2 separate regions of the Homo sapiens genome follow, and region 1 is linked to region 2. A link is an interaction called in ENCODE POLR2A ChIA-PET data of the cell type or tissue named here. Cell type or tissue: Panc1. All regions are shown on one strand. Links, peaks and the distances in the headings refer to the core of each region. The heading gives the core; the rest is flanking DNA. Region 1 overlaps GK5 (glycerol kinase 5). Region 2 overlaps XRN1 (5'-3' exoribonuclease 1).

Region 1 (8,000 bases), core at 1-8,000, 140 kb before region 2:
GAGTGCAGTGGCATCTCGGCTCACTGCAACCTCCACCTCCCAGGTTCAAGCAATTCTCCTGCTTCAGCCTCCTGAGTAGCTTGGACTACAGGCACGTGCCACTATGCATGGCTAATTTTTTGCATTTTTAGTAGAGATGGGGTTTCACCTTGTTAGCCAAGATGGTCTCGATCTCCTGACCTTGTGATCCACCCGCCTCGGCCTCCCAAAGTGCTGGGATTATAGGCGTGAGCCACCGCGCCCAGCCAAGATTTTGATTTTTAAAAAAAGTTTAAAACTTACAAATGTACAAGTGCAAAATATACACATACATATACATGTGTGTGCATATGTGTGTGATGTATGTACCTTGACATTATTTATCTTAATTCTCAATGGCTTATTTCCTCTAAGTAAAGAATGCAAATTTACTGATACATTCCCCCCACTGTGAAATGGCTATTTTTGGTCATGATAAAGTAATGCTAAGTCTTATGTAAAAGTTCTATGATAAACCTGCCAACTCTTAGGTTCCACACAGTTCTAAGCAGAAGTCAGCTGAATTCTACCAGCACAAGCCAAGCCAGCAGGGCCACATTCAGGATGCTCTGCTTCCTCATGGAATTCATGCTTGGTCAGAGCATAACTTCTCAGCCCTAAAATCTACCTTTCATCTTAGTTCTGTTCAGTGCTCAAATTTTAAGGTAACAGAATGGTAGATATATAAGTTTGGATGTGGCAGGAGGAGAAAAATATTTGTGATTGCCATTAACTTTAAAAAATACATACCTGTAATCCACTAAAAGATGGAACAAAACAAACTCCTTCAGAATCCTCCAAACTTTTGGCCATTTTTTCAGTCTCAGCAGCATCTGTGAAAAGGTCTGCAAAAACAAACAAACAACAAAAAACCCTAAAACAAAATGAAGAGGTTAGAGAGGCACAAACAGAATTATGTTACATGATAGTATTTACCTGCATCAACATTTATTATGAATATAATGTAAAAGATTGCTCACTTAAAAGGGTCAGCACAAAGACCATTCTGTTCTGGTACTATCTGAATTCTCACACTGCATAGGTTTCCAGGCCCATAGAAGGGAGACAGGAGGTAGAAGGCCCTCTTAGATAGGCTCTGTATGCAGCAGGACTTACGTTTTTTTTCTTTTTTTTTTTTTTTTTTGAGACGGAGTTTCACTCTTGTTGCCCAGGCTGGAGTGCAGTGGCGCAATCTCGGCTCACCGCAACCTCCACCTCCCAGGTTCAAACGATTCTCCTGCCTCAGCCTCCCAAGTAGCTAGGATTACAAGCATGTGCCACCACGCCCAGCTAATTTTGTATTTTTAGTAGAGATGGGGTTTCTCCATGTTGGTCAGGCTGGTCTTGAACTCCTGACCTCAGGTGATTCGCCCGCCTCAGCCTCCCAAAGTGCTGGGAATACAGGCGTGAGCCGCCACACCTGGCTGCTTTTTCCTTTAAAGATATTTGGGCTGTTTAAAAAATCAATTCTATGTAGGATTTTTGGCATTAAAAAATTATCCTCTGAAAGATAAGAGCCATCCTAGGTTTCTGATGAAAGTATCATCTACCTGTAATATAATACCCAAGAAAATTAACTGAAATACTCCATCTAATAAGTTAAATAAGGGGCCAGTAACAGATATATTAAAAGTCAATTTTTAAAAAACAAGCAAACAAAAAAACCAAGACAATTAATTTAGTAAACTTTAACTGAAGTATATGATATACAGACCAGAAAAATGCACAAATCCTAAGTGTATATAGCTAGATGAGTTTTCACAGTGTGAATACATCCAAGTAACTGACACCCAGGTCAAGATACAAATTTCTTTTGTTAAACATCGTACTCGTGAGATTCATTCACACTGTTACATGTAGTTGTACTCCATTCATTCTCACCTCTATATAGTATTCTATTATGTGACTATAGACAATTTATCAATTTATTCTATTAGTGATATACATCTGGGTAGTTCCTAGTGTTTGGCTAATAGAAACAGATCCCAATGAACATTCATGTACATTATTTTTGGTGGACATATGTATACATTTCTGTTTATTAACACAAAGGAATGGAATGGCCAGTTCTAAGGTCTTCACATTTAGAACCAGCTTTAACAGATAACTGCCAAATAGTTTTTCAAAGTGGCTCTACCAATTTAAGGCTCCTGCCAGCGGCAGGCACGAGAGTTCGTCACCTATCTTCCTGCCAATAATTGATATTGTCTATGTTTTTCAATTTAGCTATTTTGGTAGTATTACATGGTGGTTTGATTTTGGATTTCCCTGCTGACTAATAAAGTTAAATACCTTTTCACTGGCCATTTGGATATCCTTGTTTGTAAAGTGACTTCTGAATGAGTATGTAGGACTGAACAGCAAAGATCAGAAGAAAAGACTCAGTCGTAATAAATATTGCTGGCTTTAGAGAGCCTTAATTAAGTTGACTTTATATCATTTTATGATTTGTTATATAACTAAATTAATATACTTAAATTCACTAAAGACATTTAAGGAGCACTTACATTAAAACTCAAGTTAATGAGGATCACTCAATAATAACTACAAATTTTACTCAAAATGACAGTTATCAAATCCGTAAGTTTCATCCATTTGTTCAAAATGTCCAGATAATACATCAAAATATCTCTACCACTTCAAAAACTAATGTTAAAAACACTGGTTTTAAGCCAAGTATGGTGGCGTGCCTGTAATCCCAGCTACTCAGAAGGCAAAGGCAGGAGGATCACTTGAACCCAGGAGTTTGAATCCAGCCTGGGCAACATAGCGAGACTCCTATCTCTTTAAAAAAATTGGTTTTAAAATCTATACTTTTTAATGAATCTTGTCCAAATGTTCAATTTTTACAAGATAAGATGTAGGAAAACATACTAGACAGTTGGTTTGAGGAAAATTGTTGGTAACAGATAAAGAAACAGAAAACAAAGAGAGATTATCTTATTCACATTCCTCACTGTTTGTTTCATTCCTTGCTTGAAGAATTTCTCTAAATAATCTTCCACTTAATCTGTTGTCAAATAAGCTAATTGATAAAAAGTCTTTCAGAGTAAGCACACTCCATTCTCTCTCCCCCACTGAATGTAACTAAGAATCTTGGAGGAATAAATGGAAAAGCCGTCTGGGGACTCCCTGTTTTTATATTTTCTCTGATATTCCTGGCCTAGACTCAGAGGTAGCCTGAAACCCAAGGACTCAGATCTGTACACTGAGTGCAGACATGAAAGAGCTTCAATAGAAGCTCCTTTCTGGTCTGAGCAGTAGGAGACAAGGGTCTCTACAGGACAGAGTGGAGAGATTCTCATTTTTTGTTTTCTTTAGATTTTTTTCATTCTCCCAGGCAATCCTATGGTAGCGGCAATGGCAGCCCAGTAGCACAGGCACATAAAACTGCAAGCTAAGAGTATGGGGGGAAATCCCTGTTGCTTGCTTCTTCCCGTGCGCCCACTCCCCTTGGTCTTGCCTGCCCCTGGCAATCCTGTGGCTGCAGTGACAGCAGACAGAGCAGCAGAGGCAACCAAAACTCAAAGATGAGACGTTAAGAAAATCCCTTTTGCTTTCCCTCTTTCTTTTTTCTTTTTTTTTTTTGAGACGGAGTTTTGCTCTTGTTGCCCAGGCTGGAGTGCAATGGCGTGATCTCGGCTCGCCACAACCTCCACCTCCTGGGTTCAAGTGATTCTCCTGCCTCAGCCTCCAGAGTAGCTGGGATTACAGGCGCACACCACCATGCCCGGCTAATTTTGTATTTTTAGTAAAGACAGGGTTTCTCCATGTTGGTCAGGCTGATCTCGAACTCCCAACCTCAGGTAATCCACGTGCCTCAGCCCCGCAAAGTGCTGGGATTACAGGCGTGAGCCACCGCGCCCAGCCTTCTTTCTCTTTCTTTGTTTCCTTTCTTTCCCTTCTTTCCTTCTCTCTCTCTCTGACCCCCCTTTTCTCCTTCTCTCATCCCTCTTGCCACTAAGCTAGGGAGGTAGAAGTAGTAGCAGCTGTTCAGTAGAGAAACTAAAGCACCAGCTTTCTAGCCAGAACACCAATATGGGGATCCCAAGAGTCAAAAGGTACCAGGGAGATTACTGAGAGAAAGGAGCTCAGGAAAAATTACCTTATAAAGGTTTTTATGAACTCCTAGTCTCACTCTTGAGCAGCACATGTGAAGATATGACCCTAAACAACAAGCTTAAGGCTTTGAGAACTAATCTCCAGGCAAACCACCCCCCAGACTGACCACTGGGTGGCACAAATGAGGGGCGGATCCAAATAGCACTGCAAAAGCACTGAAAACTGAACTGACACTGGAACCACAGCCCAAAATGTGCATTTCTTTAATTATCGTACGTGAACAGCATTTCATTATAGTCATTTGATCGTAAAATACCTGTACTTCGGTCCTTTGCCCATTTTTGTCATGTTATTAATTTTTCTGACATATGCTACAAATTGTTTTTACCAATTTGTCTTTTATTTTGCTTATGGCATATCTCTCCTTACCCACTAATATTTTACATAGTTAAACTTATTATTCTTTTTCTTTATGGTTCCTGTCTTTAAGACCTAGCCTTTTACCATTTCGATATCATAAAAATACTTTATATTTTCTTTTAATAGATGTCATTTTATTTTAGTGTTTCATTTGAACAATCCATTTGCTTCCTACTAATCTGCAATCCTGTGGCATTCTTGAATTCTTTAGGTCTGGCTTGTGAAATCCATTTAAAAGACAACTTACCTAACTGCTGAGCCCATTTTATGGCAGTACCAGTGTCTCCTGCATTGCTTTCAGCTAAGCATACGACTTCTTGCCCAATCTTCCACCCAATTAATGGATAAAAGCCTTGCAAAACAAACAACGAATGTTAAGTCAAATATATGCATAATTCATTATAGAGACTTCTACAATGTAATGATTTGGTTATCTCAAAAAACTGCAAAGTGCCTCTGAAGTCAGACTGTGGACGTTCAAACTCTAGCCCACTTACATTTACTAGCTGTAGTCTTGCAAGTTTCTAACCTTTTAGCCTCAGTTTCCTTAACTACAAAACGGCCTACCTCAGAGAGCTACGAAATGAACAAACTGAATTAACACATAAAAAGAACTTAGCACAGTGCCTGGCACATAATATGAACAATAAATACTAATTTGTATTAGCTATAGGCATGTCTACATCTCTAGAAATATGGCAATAAATATTTTACTTGAGAAATAAAAGGGTACTATGAGATTGGTTTGCTAGAGAACTATGCTATTGTATTTATCTGTGGTTTTCAAACAAGGCTCCTAAATAGAAACAATCTAATAGAATTATCAACATTTTCTAATTCCATCTTCCTAGTTAGGGGAAAAAGAAGAGCTTGAGGAGGGATAAAAGGTAGGAAAAAGGTTTTTTAAGCCACCTCTTAGTAACCATGTTATGGAAACAGAGCCCAAACTAGTATAGTTCTATAATCTAGATTTCTTGGTCTGTAAATCCCAGGATTTGTTCTATTAAAAAGAGCAAATTCTTAGCAATTGTCATTATCCATTGCATTGGTCACTAGCTGAGGACTACCACTCAAAGAAATTCACAAAATAATTTTCTAACAAATAGAAAAAAAAAATTTAGAACCCTAGTAAGAAGATTTTTTTTTTTGGAGACAGAGTCTCACTGCATCACCCAGGCTGGAGTGCAGTGGCGCGATCTTGGCTCACTGCAACCTCTGCCTCCCCGGTTCAAGTGATTCTCCTGCTTCAGCCTCCCAAGTAGCTGGGATTACAGGTGCCGGACACCATGCCCCCAGCTAATTTTTTTGTATTTTTAGTAGAGACGGGGTTTCACCATGTTGGCCAGGCTGGTCTCGAACTCCTGACCTAGGGTGATCTGCCCACCTCAGCCTCCCAAAGTGCTGGGATTACAGGCATGAGCCACCATGCCCGGCCCCTAGTAAGGAGTTTTGAACAAATACAACATGTGTTATAGAAAAATACCCAGAAAGCTGACCATATATCCTGAATTTTTCAACAATATCATTCTTGTTTTTTATGCTTTTCACTTAAAGGGAAAAGAAAGGGAAATGATAATTAACTGTCTTTAAGAATAATAAAATATGTTAGAGAATATCACAAAATGGGAAAATAGTATAAGTATCACAGAAGTTAAATATGAACAGAAGTGATATTTTATTAATAAATAGGATAAATCCTAACTACTTACCTCCAGTAGTCTGTTGAAGGCTATTTCCAGTGTTAATATCCAAAAATGTCCCAGTTCCCATGGTTAATTTCACATCACCTGTCTGGAAGCAGCACTCTCCAAACATGGCTGATTGCTGGTCAGCAACCTACCAAAAATGTTCAAATGTAAACCCATTGCCCTTAACAGTGGCCAATTTTATTATAGAGCATTGTCTCACTTATTGTACTCTCATGATTAAACATCTTCGTTTCTTTTTCCTTTTCCTTAAAATTAAAAAAAAAAATCCCAAAGAGAATAGGGAGCAACAACCATAGGATAGGAGTCTCCCTAGGACTAATACTCTGCAGATAACTGACATGCCTCAGGAATTGTTTTTATTTTGGTTTGTTGTTGTTTTGTTTTGTTTTTTAGAGACAGGGTCTTGCTCTGTCACCCAGGCTAGAGTGCAGTAAGATCACAGCTCACTGCAGCCTCAAACTTCTGGACTCAAGTGATCCTCCCACCTCAGCCTCCCAAGTAGCTAGGACTACAAGGCAGCTAGGACTACAGGCGCACACCACCACATCCAGCTAATTCTTTTTCATTGAGACGGAGTCTTACTCTGTCGCCAGGCTGGAGTGCAGTGGCGTGATCTGGGCTCACTGCAACCTCCACCTCCTGGGTTCATGCCATTCTCCTGCCTCAGCCTCCCAAGTAACTGGGACTACAGATGCGCGCCACCACGCCAAGCTAATTTTTGTATTTTTAGTAGACATGGAGTTTCACCATGTTAGCCAGGTGGTCTCGATCTCTTGATCCACCTGCCCCGGCCTCCCAAAGTGCTGGGATTGCAGGTGTGAGCCACTGCACCTGGCCATTTCTTTAAAAATTTTTTTGTAGAGATGGGGTTTCACTCTATTACCCAGGCTAGTCTCAAACTCCTGGCCTAAAGCGATCCTCTCACATTGGTCTCCCAGAATGTTGGGATTACAAGCATGAACCACCATGCCCGGCCTGCCTTAGGAATTTTTAATGGGTAACCTACTTCACGACTTTTAATTATCTATGAATAATCTTAGAAATGAAGGTAAGAGGCCAGGCGCGGTGACTCACGCCTGTAATCCCAACACTTTGGGAGGCCGAGGTGGGCAAATCACGAGGTCAGGAGATCAAGACCATCCTGGCTAACACGGTGAAACCCCATCTCTACTAAAAAAAATACAAAAAATTAGCCAGGCGTGGTGGCAGGTGCCTGTAGTCCCAGCTACTCGGGAGGCTGAGGCAGGAGAATGGCATGAGCCTGGAAGGCGGAGCTTGCAGTGAGCCGAGATCGCACCACTGCACTCTAGCCTGGGCGACAGAGTGAGACTCTGTCTCAAAAAAAAAAAAAAAAAAAAAAAAAAGAAAATAAGAATAAAAATGATAACCAAAAAAAAACTAAGATTTTTTTCATTTTCAACTAACATTTGTTTCATTCATTAGTCAAAATAACCAACCCTCACAAATTTATTTATTTTATTAAACAATATAAAACATAGGTAAATGTTTTGATATAAATAGATGTAAGTAAAAACCATCTATTTCCCAACCATACATTTTTGTTAAAATAAAAATTGTAACATTTTGTTAATATAGTCAAATGTAGATATACAAACAGCAACATTTTAAGGATCAAAACTCATCTAAAGGCTGGGCCTGCTGGCTCATGCCTATAATTCCAGCACTTTGGGAGACCTGAGGTCAGAAGTTCAAGACCAGCCTGGCCAACATCGTGAAACCCCATCTCTAGGAAAAATACAAAAATTAGTCAAGCATGGTGGTGCACACCTA
Region 2 (12,053 bases), core at 2,314-10,313:
AACCAAAAAACCTCAAGTCCTGAAATCTCATCACCTTCATATGACAGGTAGAATCTTTCTTTTCTCTATTTTAATATTTGAAGTCAAGGCCTTTTTTCACTTACAGTTTGTTTATTAAAAATGTAATGAACCAATGGGTGCCAAATCTAATTTGTATATCTGAATCACTTGAGGAGTTTGTGAAATACAGATTCCTGGACAGGGCCTCAGACCTAGTAAGCCAGACTCTGAGGGGCCCTGGAGTTTGTATTAAGCTCCATAGGCGATTCTTATGGAGACAGCCTGTACCAGTAGAGCATTTGAAAACTACATTAAACAGTGACATTCAAGGCACCAGCACACGCCACTGAAGAAGATATGCACTATGTTCAAATATTCTTTTCATAGAGATAAAAAGCAGCCAGACCTGTAAAACAGTATAGCTTAATTAAAGTTCAGCTATTTAAGACACTTTTAGGTTAGGAGAGAAGAATCATAATATATTTCAGTGTTATGAAATACACATACACAAATTCTAAGAAGAAGAAAACTTTTAATATGAAAAACACTAATAAGATTCAGAAAATTAGGCGAGGCGCAGTGGCTCATGCCTGTAATCCCAGCACTTTGGGATGCCAGGCATGGCACGTGGCTGTGGTCCCAGCTACTCAGGAGGCTAATGTGTGAGGATTGCTTGAGCCTGGGAGGTGGAGGTTGCAGTGAGCCAAGATCATGTCACTGCACTTTAACTTGGTTGACAGAGTGAGACCTAAGAAAAGTAGAAAATTAGGTCTTGAAACTATCTACGAGCAACTTTGGTGGGAGTCATAATGCTAAGAAGGTCTATTTAAAAGATGCTATGCTAATCTTATACAATGGTCAACTCCGTAATTTCCCCAATAAATCACTGTTACAAATATGAAATACATATTCCTCAACTGGGACATTTTACATCACAAATTTTTTTATACCATAAAATAGAAATTTACAAAATAACTTTAAAATGTTAATCTAATGCTTAAGTTGTTCTCTGCTGATTAACCTCCAAATATCTTGGCATTTATGTATTTACATATTTTAACTGGAATATTTGGAGAACACCTTTATAGGACCAAAAGCATTCCAATTATAACCTTAAAATTATTAGTAGGTATGAATAAACTAATCAACATGAAAAAGGTTAAAATATCAATAATAAATGGGGAAAACAAACATTCCTCTTAAAAAATATATGATCATAAGACAATTCTTCTTTAGAGAAGTTTGTGTGCAAACTTTTAGGTACCCTACACATACTAATTACTTAAAATTAATCTATACATAGCTACTGTATTCATTTTTGAATGTGAAGCAGCAGCAGTCAAATTAGATTTTATAAGTTACGGTGATACTATTACATTGAGCTATATAAAAACATCAGATCCATTACGTCATGAAAACTTTATGACTAAAACATTGTTGGCTGGGCACAGTGGCTCATGCCTGTAATCCTGGCACTTTGGGATGCCGAGGCTGGCGGATCCCTTGAGCCCAGAGTTTGAGACAAGCCTGAACAACATGGTGAAACCCTGTCTCTATAAAAAGATACAAAAATTAGCCAGGTGTGGTGGTGGGTGCCATAGTCCCAGCCACTTGGGAGGCAGAGGTAGGAGGATCAACTGAGCCCAAGGAGGTTGAGGCTGCAGTGAGCCCTGATCATGCCACTGCACTCCAGCCTGGGTGACAGAGTGGGACTCTGTCTCAAAAAAAAAAAAAAAAAAAAAAAAAAAAAATCCAAGTCTGTCGTCTGTTTTTTTTTTTTTTTTTTTGAGACCTAGGCTACAGTGCAGTGGCACAATCTTGGCTCACTGCAGCCTCCGCCTCACAGGCTCAACTGATCCTCCTGCCTCAACCTCCTGAATAGCTGGAACTACAGGCACATGGCACCACACTCAGCTAATTTTTTCCATCTTTTGTAGCAGTAAGGTCTCCCTATGTTGCCTAGGCTGGTCTTGAACTCATGGCTCTAGTGATCCTCTGAGCTCAGCCTCTCAAAGTGCTGGGATTACAGGTATGAGCCACCACACTCAGCTATCTGTTTTCAAAGCCCATGCTTTTGTTACTGTACTGCACTGGCATTCCTTTGACTATATAAACAATGTTTTGTTTTGGTTTGGTTTGGGCCTTTGGGGGTTTTCTTGAGATAGGCCTTCCAAAGTGCTGGGATTACAAGCATGAGTCAACAAGCCTGGCTCAGACTTGGATTTTGATGCCAGTTCTGCTAGATAGTAACTTAATGACCTTAGACAAATTACATTAAAAAAAATCAAAATACTACATATACATTGTACTAAAAAAGATTTTCTTTTTCTTTTTTTTTTTTTTGAGACAGAGTCTAGCTCTGTCACCCAGGCTGGAGTGTAGTGGCGCGATTTCAGCTCACTGCAACCTCTGCCTCCTGGGTTCAAGCGATTCTCCTGCCTCAGCCTCCTGAGTAGCTGGGACTACAGGTGTGTGCCATCACACCCAGCTAATTTTAGAATTTTCGTATTTTTAGTAGAGACGGTTTCACCATGTTGGTTAGGCTGGTCTCGAACTCCTGACCTCAAGTGATCCACCCACCTCTGCCTCCCAAACTGCTGGGATTACAAGCGTGAGCCACTGCGCCCGGCCTAAAAAAGATTTTCAACAGAAAACAGCAGACATCTGTTCTACTCCAGGTTTAACTGTTTTAGATATTTCCACACTGTTCAATTATTTGCTTATGCTACTTGTTAATAACTTATTAATTTTAGGCATTTTTAGGTCTACTGACTTCCTATTCAGATAGAACAAAATTTAGTTTTTTTGCATTACCCCTCACTACTTACCCTGTACTCCCAATGTAAGTACATTACATCATTTGTTTAAATATACAAACAGTGTTATCTATTTGTGGTATGTGGCTATGTAAATATTATCACTGCAGAGCCAAGCTGGGTACTCTGATAATGTTTCTTTTCTTGTAAAAAGAGATCCATTATGTATTTTCTTGTAAAACCTTTTGTTTTTACTTGAGTTAGTCATTATCTTCTTTTTTTTTTTTTTTTTTTTTGAGACAGGTCTCATTCTGTCACCCAGGCTGGGGTGCAGTGGCACGATCACAGCTCACTGCAGCCTTGACCTCCCAGGCTCAAGTTATCCTCCCGCCTCAGCCTCCCAAGTAGCTGGGACTATAGGTGCATGCCACCATGTCTGGCTACCTTTGTATTTTTTGTAGATTAGAGATGGGGTTTTATCATGTTGCCCAGGCTGTTTTGCCATGTTGCCCAGGCTAATAATTATTTTTTAAAAGCTTAGTCTTGCTCATATCAATTCTTTAGGAAAAATATAATAAAAGCTGCTTAGTCTTCTCTATACCCATCCTTAATGTTTTCCCATTGCTCATCTATTAATAACCTTCCTTACTGCCAAGACTTCCCTCTGCCTGTCTAGTTGGGACTAGTCACTTTCTAGACCCACTGAGCAGCTGGCATCCTGGGATTTCCATTCATTGTATAACTATACTACATCTACAATTTGTTATTTTGGTTTCCTAATTTTCTTTTAAACTACTGCTTTGTTTTGTTGGAGCATGTAATTCAGTAGCTTCTTAAGAAAGGGTAGGCAAGGCATGAAGGCTCATGCTTGTAATCTCAGCATTTCTGAAGGCTGAAGTGGGAGGACTGCTTGAGTCCACGACTTTGAGACCAGCCTGGGCAACATAGTGAGACCTTGTTGCTTAAAAAAAAAAGGGTACATAAGAAATAAATTTGCGTATCTGAAAATATCTTTGTGTCTCCTTTGTATTAGATTCACAGTTTGGCTATACAGAGAAATTAGGATGAAACTCATTCTGCCTCAGGGTTTTGAGGTATTCAATGCTTTCTGGCTTCTAGGCACTGTTCAATAGTGCAGTACCATTCTAATTTTTGATCTTTGTACATATTTCTTCTCTGAATCTCTTAGGACCACCTTTTTATCACTAGTATTCAGAATCTGAAGATAATCTGTGTCTTTATTCATTGTGCTCAACATTTGGTGGCTCTTTTAGAGATGCATATCGTTTTGTTTTAGAAAAGTTTATTATTTTTTTGACACTTACCTCCTTTCCTTCATCTCTGATCTCTTTTTCTGGAACTCTAATAAGGTGGGAGCTGGATCTGTGCACTAAGTCTCTGTTCTTTCTTATTTTACAGCTTTTATCTTCCTTGGCTTTGCTAGGACTTTATCTACTAAATTTTAAAATTTTACTTAACAATTTTACCTGTACTCTATTCTTTTTTCATCTTCCAATTTCCTATCTGGGGAGAAGGGTATGACTGGCTACAATCTGAGAACAGGATGAGAAAAAGGGAACTTTTCCTTAATCTCTGTGTTTTCAGTCTCACATTCCATTCTCTTCTCTGCCTGGTATTCCCATATCTAGATAGCTCCTCTAGAAAACACACCTCCAGTTTTTTGCTTGCAGAGGTCTGGCTGCGTCACAGAGGGAAGACGGGGGTAGTCTCACCACTTTGCACATAGACTTTCAACCAATCCCTCTCTTTTCAGCACATGCCTCCTCTTTATCTTCTCTAATAGTTTCTGATGCCTCCAAGATCTGAACCTCTTGGGAACGGCGAGGGACAATCTACTTATGCTCATTTGTAGTCTCTTCTACAGGCACTTTAGCTTGTAGCTTTTAAACTTGCTCTGCTAAAATGGTTACTTCTGCAGTTGTTTTTCTCAACACAAACTCTTTTCAAATCTCTAATCTGCTGATATTTCTTCTGTCTTCATCCTCACAGATTTACACTTTTGAAATCCTTTATTATTCAGTTTAATGAGAAGAGACAACTGCATGTCATAAATTTAATCAGTATTATTCACCTTTCTAATGCTTATTGTAAGCATTAGATATTTAGAATTCCTGGAGTATTACCTGGCAGTAGATGCAGAAAAGGGATTTTCTAAACTTAAATAAATTATTGGCTTTAAAACAATAATAATTAAGATAAAGGGAAGCCAACTGCTATTAGGAAAAAAAGCTGAGTGATTTAGAAAATCTCAGAACTTAAGATTTAGAATTACAAAATGTTAGTCTCAACAAGATTTTGGACATAGTCTACTACCAATAAGAAAATACAGTCCTGAAGAAATTACATGATTTTTTTTTTACCTTTTGATGTCTAACTTAAACACAAATTTATCTGTTAGCAGCTACTGGAGAATAAGGGCCTGCCCACTCAACCTCTTCTTACTACTCTAGCCATACTAGAGGCTGTAGGAAGAGAATGGTACTTTTAGATGAATCTGCAGGCTGTGGCTTTAGGCTTTCTCACAATTTCTTCTTACATTCCTAGATATTTGAGTACATTCTTGATTTCTTAAAAGAGCTTAGTAAAAATAACAACTCAATGACAAATACTTATAAATGAAAAATATCTTACCAGTAGGTGGGGGAAAGGCTGGAGGAATGGTTCCAGGTGGTACAGCTGAAGGATAATTTGCAAATACTTGTGAAGGCAAAGGGAAATTCATGCCTAAGGAGCCCTGTGGAAGTATTTAAAAGTTACAAGACAATGCAATACAAGCTTTCTATAGGGACTAATAAAAATTTTAATAGAGAAGTCATGGACAGTTCTTACCAACTGTTGTAAAGCAAAAAGTGCAGCTTTCTCTTTGGCTTCATTTTCAGAGTGGCACTGTGGCCCATGTACCAGTAAGCCATTAGATAATTTTACTTGGCAAACGGTCATTGTCTAAAAAAAGAGAATATATATGTCTATGAAATTCTCTGTCTAGGAAGTTGACCTCTCCCAAAGTTTAGTCTAAACAAGTAAAATAATTTTATCAAGAATTTAAAAAAGGGCTTTCAGTTCAAGTTTTCAATTGCCAGGCAAAAATTTTCGAGTTGTTGCCTTATCTTTTTCAGTGTTTACAAAATAAAAAGCTTTCTAAGCTGGCTGAAGGGTCAATCCACCTAATGCAAATGAAAGCCAGCAAAACTGTTTTCTTTATACAAGGAGTTGACAAACTATGGAGTTCTGCCTCTTTTTGTAAATAAAGTCTTACTGGAACATGGCCACATCCATTCTAATGGCTACTTTCACACTGTAACTGTAGAGTTCGGAAGCTGTGATAGAGACTATCTGGCCCACAAGGCCTAAAATATTTACTATCTGACTCTTCACAGAAAAAATTTGCTGACTCATGTTTATACCATCCTTTACTTAGGAGATATTTTGGTAAGATAAGTTAATTGCCAAAATATAAAAGACTCAGAGATTCTGATGTGTTTTCTACTCATATTTAAATTATAACTATATTATACTTTAATTTTCTGTTTTATAAAAAAGCTTGTTTTGTTTTGGTTTACCTTAATTTTTTTTAAAAAATAGATTTGGGAGTACAAATGTAGTTACATGGATATACTACATAGTGGTGAAGTATGGACTTTAGTGTACCCATTGCCTGATTAGTATACATTGTACCCAGTAGGTCATTTCTCATCCCTCACATCCCTCTTAACCATCCCATCTTTTGAAATCTCTAATGTCTATTATTCCACTCTGTATGTCCATGTTTAGTTCCCATTTATAAATGAGAACATGTGATATCTGACTTTCTGTTTCTGAATTATTTCACTTAGGATAATGGCCCCCAGTTCCATTAATGTTGCTACAAGATACGTGATTTCATTCTTTTTATGGCTGGATAATATTACATGGTGTGTGTATAGGATAGTAGTACATGGTGTGTGTATACACACACACACACACACACACACGCACGCACACATACCCACACACATTTTCTTTATCCAATCATCCACTGATGGACACTTAGGTTGATTCCCTATCTTTGCTACTGTGAATAGTGCTGTGATAAACATACAAATGCAGGCATACTTTTTATATAATGATTTCTTTTCCTGGGGTAGATACCCAGAAGTGAGATTGCTGGATTAAATCATAGTTCTATTTTTAGCTCTTTGAGAAACCACCATACTGTTTTCATACAGGTTGTACTAATTTATATTCCAACCAACAGTGTATAAACACTCCCTTTTTGCTACATCCTTGCCAAAATCTGTTTTTTGACTTTTTTAATAATAGCCATTCCGCCTGGTATGAGATGGTATCTCATTGTGGCCCTAAAATCTGCACTTCTCTGGTAATTAGTAATGTTGAACATTTCTTTCATGTTTGTTGGCAACCCCTTGAGATGTCTTCTTTTGAGAAATGTTCACTCATGACCTTTGCCTGTTTTTAATGGGGTTATCTGTTTTTTACTTGTTGAGTTCCTTATAGATTCTGGATATTTAGTCCTTTGTCAGATACATAGTTTGCAAATACTGTAGATTGTCTGTTTACTCTGTTGATTATTTCTTTTGCTGTGCAGGAGCTTTTTAGTTTAGTTGAGTCCCATTTGTCTATTTTTGTTTTTGTTGCATTTGCTTTTGAGATTAGTCATAAATCTTTGTCTAGGCCAATGTCCAGAAGTTTTTCCTAGGGTTTCTTATAGGATTTTTATTGTTTCAGGTCTTACATTTAAGACTCATTTCATGAGTTCTCTATATATTCCAGATATTTTTTATCAGATATATCATTAGGAAGTATTTTCTCTTATTCTATGAGTTACCTTTTTCACTCTTGTTATTGTCTTTTGATGCACAAAATGTTAAAATTTCCATGAAGTACAATTTGTCCATGTTTTCTTTCGTGGCCTGTGCTTCTGGTGTCATATCCCAGAAATCACTGCCAAATCCAATGTTGTGAAGCTTCTGCCCTAAGTTTTCTTCTAAGACTTTTATAGTTTTAGGCCTTATCTTACATTTAGGTATTTGATCCATTTTGAGTTAATTTTCATATATTATGTTAGTTAGGTAAGGGCTAACTTCATTCTTTAAAATGTGAATATCCAGTTACCCAGCACCATTTGCTGAAAGATCATCCACTTCCTTTTTTTTTTTTTTTTTTTTTTTTTGAGATGGAGTCTCACTCTGTTCTCTGTTGCCCAGGCTGGAATGCAGTAGCGTGATCTTGGCTCACTGCAACTTCTGCCTCCCAGGTTCAAGCAATTCTCCTGCCTCAGGCTCCCAAGTAGCTGTGATTACAGGTGCATGCCATCATGTCCAGCTAATTCTTTGTATTTTTAGTAGAGACAGGGTTTCACCATGTTGGCCAGGCTGGTCTTGAACTCCTGACCTCAAGCGATCCGCCTGCCTCGGCCTCTGAAAATGCTGGGATTACAGGCATGAGCCATTGCGCCCGGCTATCCACTTCCAACTGAATGGTCTTGACAACTTGTCAAAAAATATTTTGAACATGTATGCAAGGGTTTATTTTTGGGCTCTCTGTTCTATTCCATTGGGATTTTGATAGGAGGTGCACTGAATTTGTAGACTGCTGTGGGTAGTACTGAGATCATAACAATATTAAGTTTTCCAATCCACGAACAGAGTGTGTTTCTATTTGTCTTTTTACATGTCTTTCAGCAACATTTTGTAGTTTTCGGTGTATAAGCACATCATTTCCTTTGTTACTTTTATTCCTTAGCATTTTATTATTTTTGATACTATAAATAGTTTTGATACTATCATAGTTTTCTTAATTTCCTTTTCAGATTTTTCACTGTTAGTGTATAAAAATACAACTGATTTTTGTCAGTTGATTTTGTATTCTGCAACTTTGCTGCATTTATTAGTTGGGATTTTTTGTGGAATCTTTAGAGTTTTCTACTATAAGATCATATCATCTGCAAACGGATACTGCTTTACTTCTTCCCTTCTAATTTAGATGTCTTTTATTTATTTATTTTTCTTACTTAATTGCTCTGGACAGAACTTCCATTACTGTGCTGAATAGAAGTGGTGAAAGCAGGCATCTTTGCCTTGGCCCTGATTTTAGAAAAAACTGCTTTCTGTTTTAGGTTAGAGGGTATCAAGAACTGGATATAAAGAGAATAAAACAACTTTCTTGCGGTCAGTAGGTCTCAAAGTGCAGTCTGGGGATAGCTGAGGGTCTGCGAGACCCTTTCAGGGAGGCACTGAGATCAAATTTTCATAATTATATATGCATATATTTTTTAGAGTTGGGGTCTCACTCTGTTGCCCAGGCTGGAGTACAGTGGTGTGATCAAGGCTCACTGTAGCCAACTACCAGGTTTAAGCAATCCTCTCACATCAGCCTCCTGAATAGCTGAGAATATAGGTGGGTACTACCACGCTTAGCTGTTTTTAAAGTTTTTTTAGAGATGATGGTCGGGCGCAGTGGCTCATGCCTGTAATCTTAGCACTCTGGGAGGCTGAGGCAGGCAGATCACCTGAGGTCAGGAGCGTGAGACTAGCCTGGCCAACATGGTGAACCCTGTCTCTACTAAAAATACAAAAATTAGCCGGGTGGGGTTGCATGTGCCTGTAGTCCCAGCTACTCAGGAGGCAGGAGAATCGCTTGAACCTGGCAGGTGGAAGCTGCAGTGAGCTCGTGCCACCGCACTCTAGCCTGGGCGAACAGAGCGAGGTTCTGTCCCCAAACAAACAAACAAAAAAAAATTGTTTTTTAAAGAGATGAGTTCTAGCCCAGGCACGGTGGCTCACACCTATAATCCCAGCACTTTGGGAGGCCGAGGCAGGTGGATCACGAGGTAAGGAGTTCGAGACCAGCCTGACCAACATGGTGAAACCCCGTCTCTATTAAAAATACATAACTTAGCCGAGCGTGGTGGCATGCACCTGTAATCCCAGCTACTCAGGAGGCTGAGGCAGGATAATCGCTTGAACCCGGGAGGCGGAGGTTGCAGTGAGCTGAGATCACAGCACTGCACTCCAGCCTGGGTGACAGAGCGAGACTCTGTCTCAAAAATAAAGAGATGAGGTCTTGCCCAGGCTGATCTCAAACTACTGAGCTCAAGTGATCCTTCTGCCTCAGCCTCCTGAGTTGTTGGGCTTACAGGTGTGAGCCACCGCATCTAGCGCATGATTATATTGAGGTGCTATGCTCTTTTTCGCATTACTTTTTCTTATTTCCTACCTTCTCACAAGTATATGGAGGACAAAAATGTTTATTGATAAGGTTTCAGATTCCACACTGCAAGATTCCACACTGCAACTAACCTTAAACAAAATACCACTCTTAAGGTTTTTTTTTTGTTTTTTTTTTTTAAATGGAGTTTTGCTCTGTCATGCGCCACCATACCTGGCTAATTTTTGTATTTTTAGTAGAGATGGGGTTTCACCACACTGGCCAGGCTGGTCTCGAACTCCTTACCTCAAGTGATCCGCCTGCCTTGGCCTCCCAAAGTGCTGGGATTACAGACGTGAGATACCATGCCCGGCCCACTTTTAAGTTTTAATGTAATATTAAAGTATAGCCAAAACTATCTGAAAAGGCTATTAAGATTCTCTTCATTTTTCTAATTTTGTATCTGTATGAGGACATAGATTTCTACAAAAAAACACGTATCACTAGGGATTGACAGTATTAAGCAGACAGGAGAATCTAGCTTCTCCTATTACTACTGTGGTGAGAAGGATTTTTAAAATGTAGAGCAGGACGGGCATGGTGGCATGTGCCTGTAATCCTAGCACTTTGGGAAGCCAAGGTGGGAGGACTGCTTGAAGCCAGCCTGGGCAACAAAATGACACCCCATCTCTTTAAAAAAAAAATTCGAGTAATATCACTCTTCTAACTAAATTTTTTAAGTAGTTAATATTTTTTACTATTTTTTTTTTGTTTCTAGTTTTATGAATACATAATAATTATAACACACATTTATGGGGTACATGTGATATTTTGATACAAGGATACAATGTATAATGATCAAATCACAGTAACTGAGATATCCATCACCTCAAGTATTTATCATTTTTGCTGTGTTAGGAACATTTCAATTCCACTCTTTTGGTTATTTTAAAATATATATTATTGGGTTTTTTTTCAGTTTTTTTTTTATTATTTTTATTTTTTTTACTATAAGTTTTAGGGTACATGTGCACAACGTGCAGGTTTGTTACATATATATACATGTGCCATGTTGGTGTGATGCACCCGTTAACTCTTTATTTAACATTAGGTATCTCTCCTAATGCTATCCCTCCCCCCTCCCCCCACCCACAACAGTCCCCAGCGTGTGATGTTCCCCTTCCTGTGTCCATGTGTTCTCACTGTTCAATTCCCACCTATGAGTGAGAACATGTTGTGTTTGGTTTTTTGTCCTTGAAATAGTTTGCTGAGAATGATGGTTTCCAGCTTCATCCATGTCCCTACAAAGGACATGAACTCATCATTTTTTATGGCTGCATAGTATTCCATGGTGTATATCTGCCACATTTTCTTAATCCAGTCTATCGTTGTTGGACAATTGGGTTGGTTCCAAGTCTTTGCTATTGTGAATACTGCTGCAATAAACATAGGTGTGCATGTGTCTTTATAGCAGCATGTTTTATAATCCTTTGGGTATATACCCAGTAATGGGATGGCTGGGTCAAATGGTATTTCTAGTTCTAGATCCCTGAGGAAATGCCACACTGACTTCCACAATGGTTGAACTAGTTTACAGTCCCAACAACAGTGTAAAAGTGTTCCTATTTCCCCATATCCTCTCCAGCACCTGTTGTTTCCTGACTTTTTAATGATCACCATTCTAACTGGTGTGAGATGGTATCTCATTGTGGTTTTGATTTGCATTTCTCTGATGGCCAGTGATGATGAGCATTTTTTCATATGTCTGTTGGCTGCATAAATGTCTTCTTTTGAGAAGTGTATATCTTGAGAAGTGTGTATATATATACACACACATCTTCTTCATCCATTTATCCATTGATGGACACTTAGGTTGATTTTGTATCTTGGCTTTTGTGAATAGCACTGCAATAAACATGAGAGGACAAATATCTCTTACATATACTGATATTTTTTCTTTTGGACCTATACCCAGCAGTGGAATTGCTGGATCATATGGTAGGTCTATTTTTATCTTTTTGAGCAATTTCCATGCTGTATGTCCTTCATAGTGGCTGTACTAATTTACGTTTCCACCAACAATGTATGAGGGTTTCCCTTTCTCTGCATCCTTACCAGCATCCATTATTG

Evidence for each region. Peaks named below come from ENCODE experiments on the same cell type or tissue, not always from the same donor. Only the 100,000 strongest peaks of a DNase experiment are listed, where the experiment ranks them.
Region 1: POLR2A ChIA-PET joins it to region 2 with 15 read pairs; 2 of 35 experiments call an interaction of 5 or more read pairs at or near these places.

Annotation. Positions count from the first base shown.
Region 1 is chr3:142,176,714-142,184,713 of GRCh38, forward strand. It overlaps GK5 (glycerol kinase 5), which reads right to left. Exons shown (of 16, transcript NM_001039547.3): 10 at 6,210-6,336; 11 at 4,748-4,852; 12 at 769-863. Among named protein-coding and RNA genes, the nearest start is that of TFDP2, 31 kb to the left of the region's middle. In Panc1, for the core only: CTCF peaks have their summits at 4,248 (motif pointing right) and 4,483; a DNase peak (open chromatin) is centred at 4,263.
Region 2 is chr3:142,313,184-142,325,236 of GRCh38, forward strand. It overlaps XRN1 (5'-3' exoribonuclease 1), which reads right to left. Exons shown (of 41, transcript NM_001282857.2): 38 at 5,607-5,720; 39 at 5,409-5,511. Among named protein-coding and RNA genes, the nearest start is that of GK5, 94 kb to the left of the region's middle. In Panc1, for the core only: no CTCF peak of the experiment used is centred there; a DNase peak (open chromatin) is centred at 6,118; H3K27ac peaks cover 1,491 bases.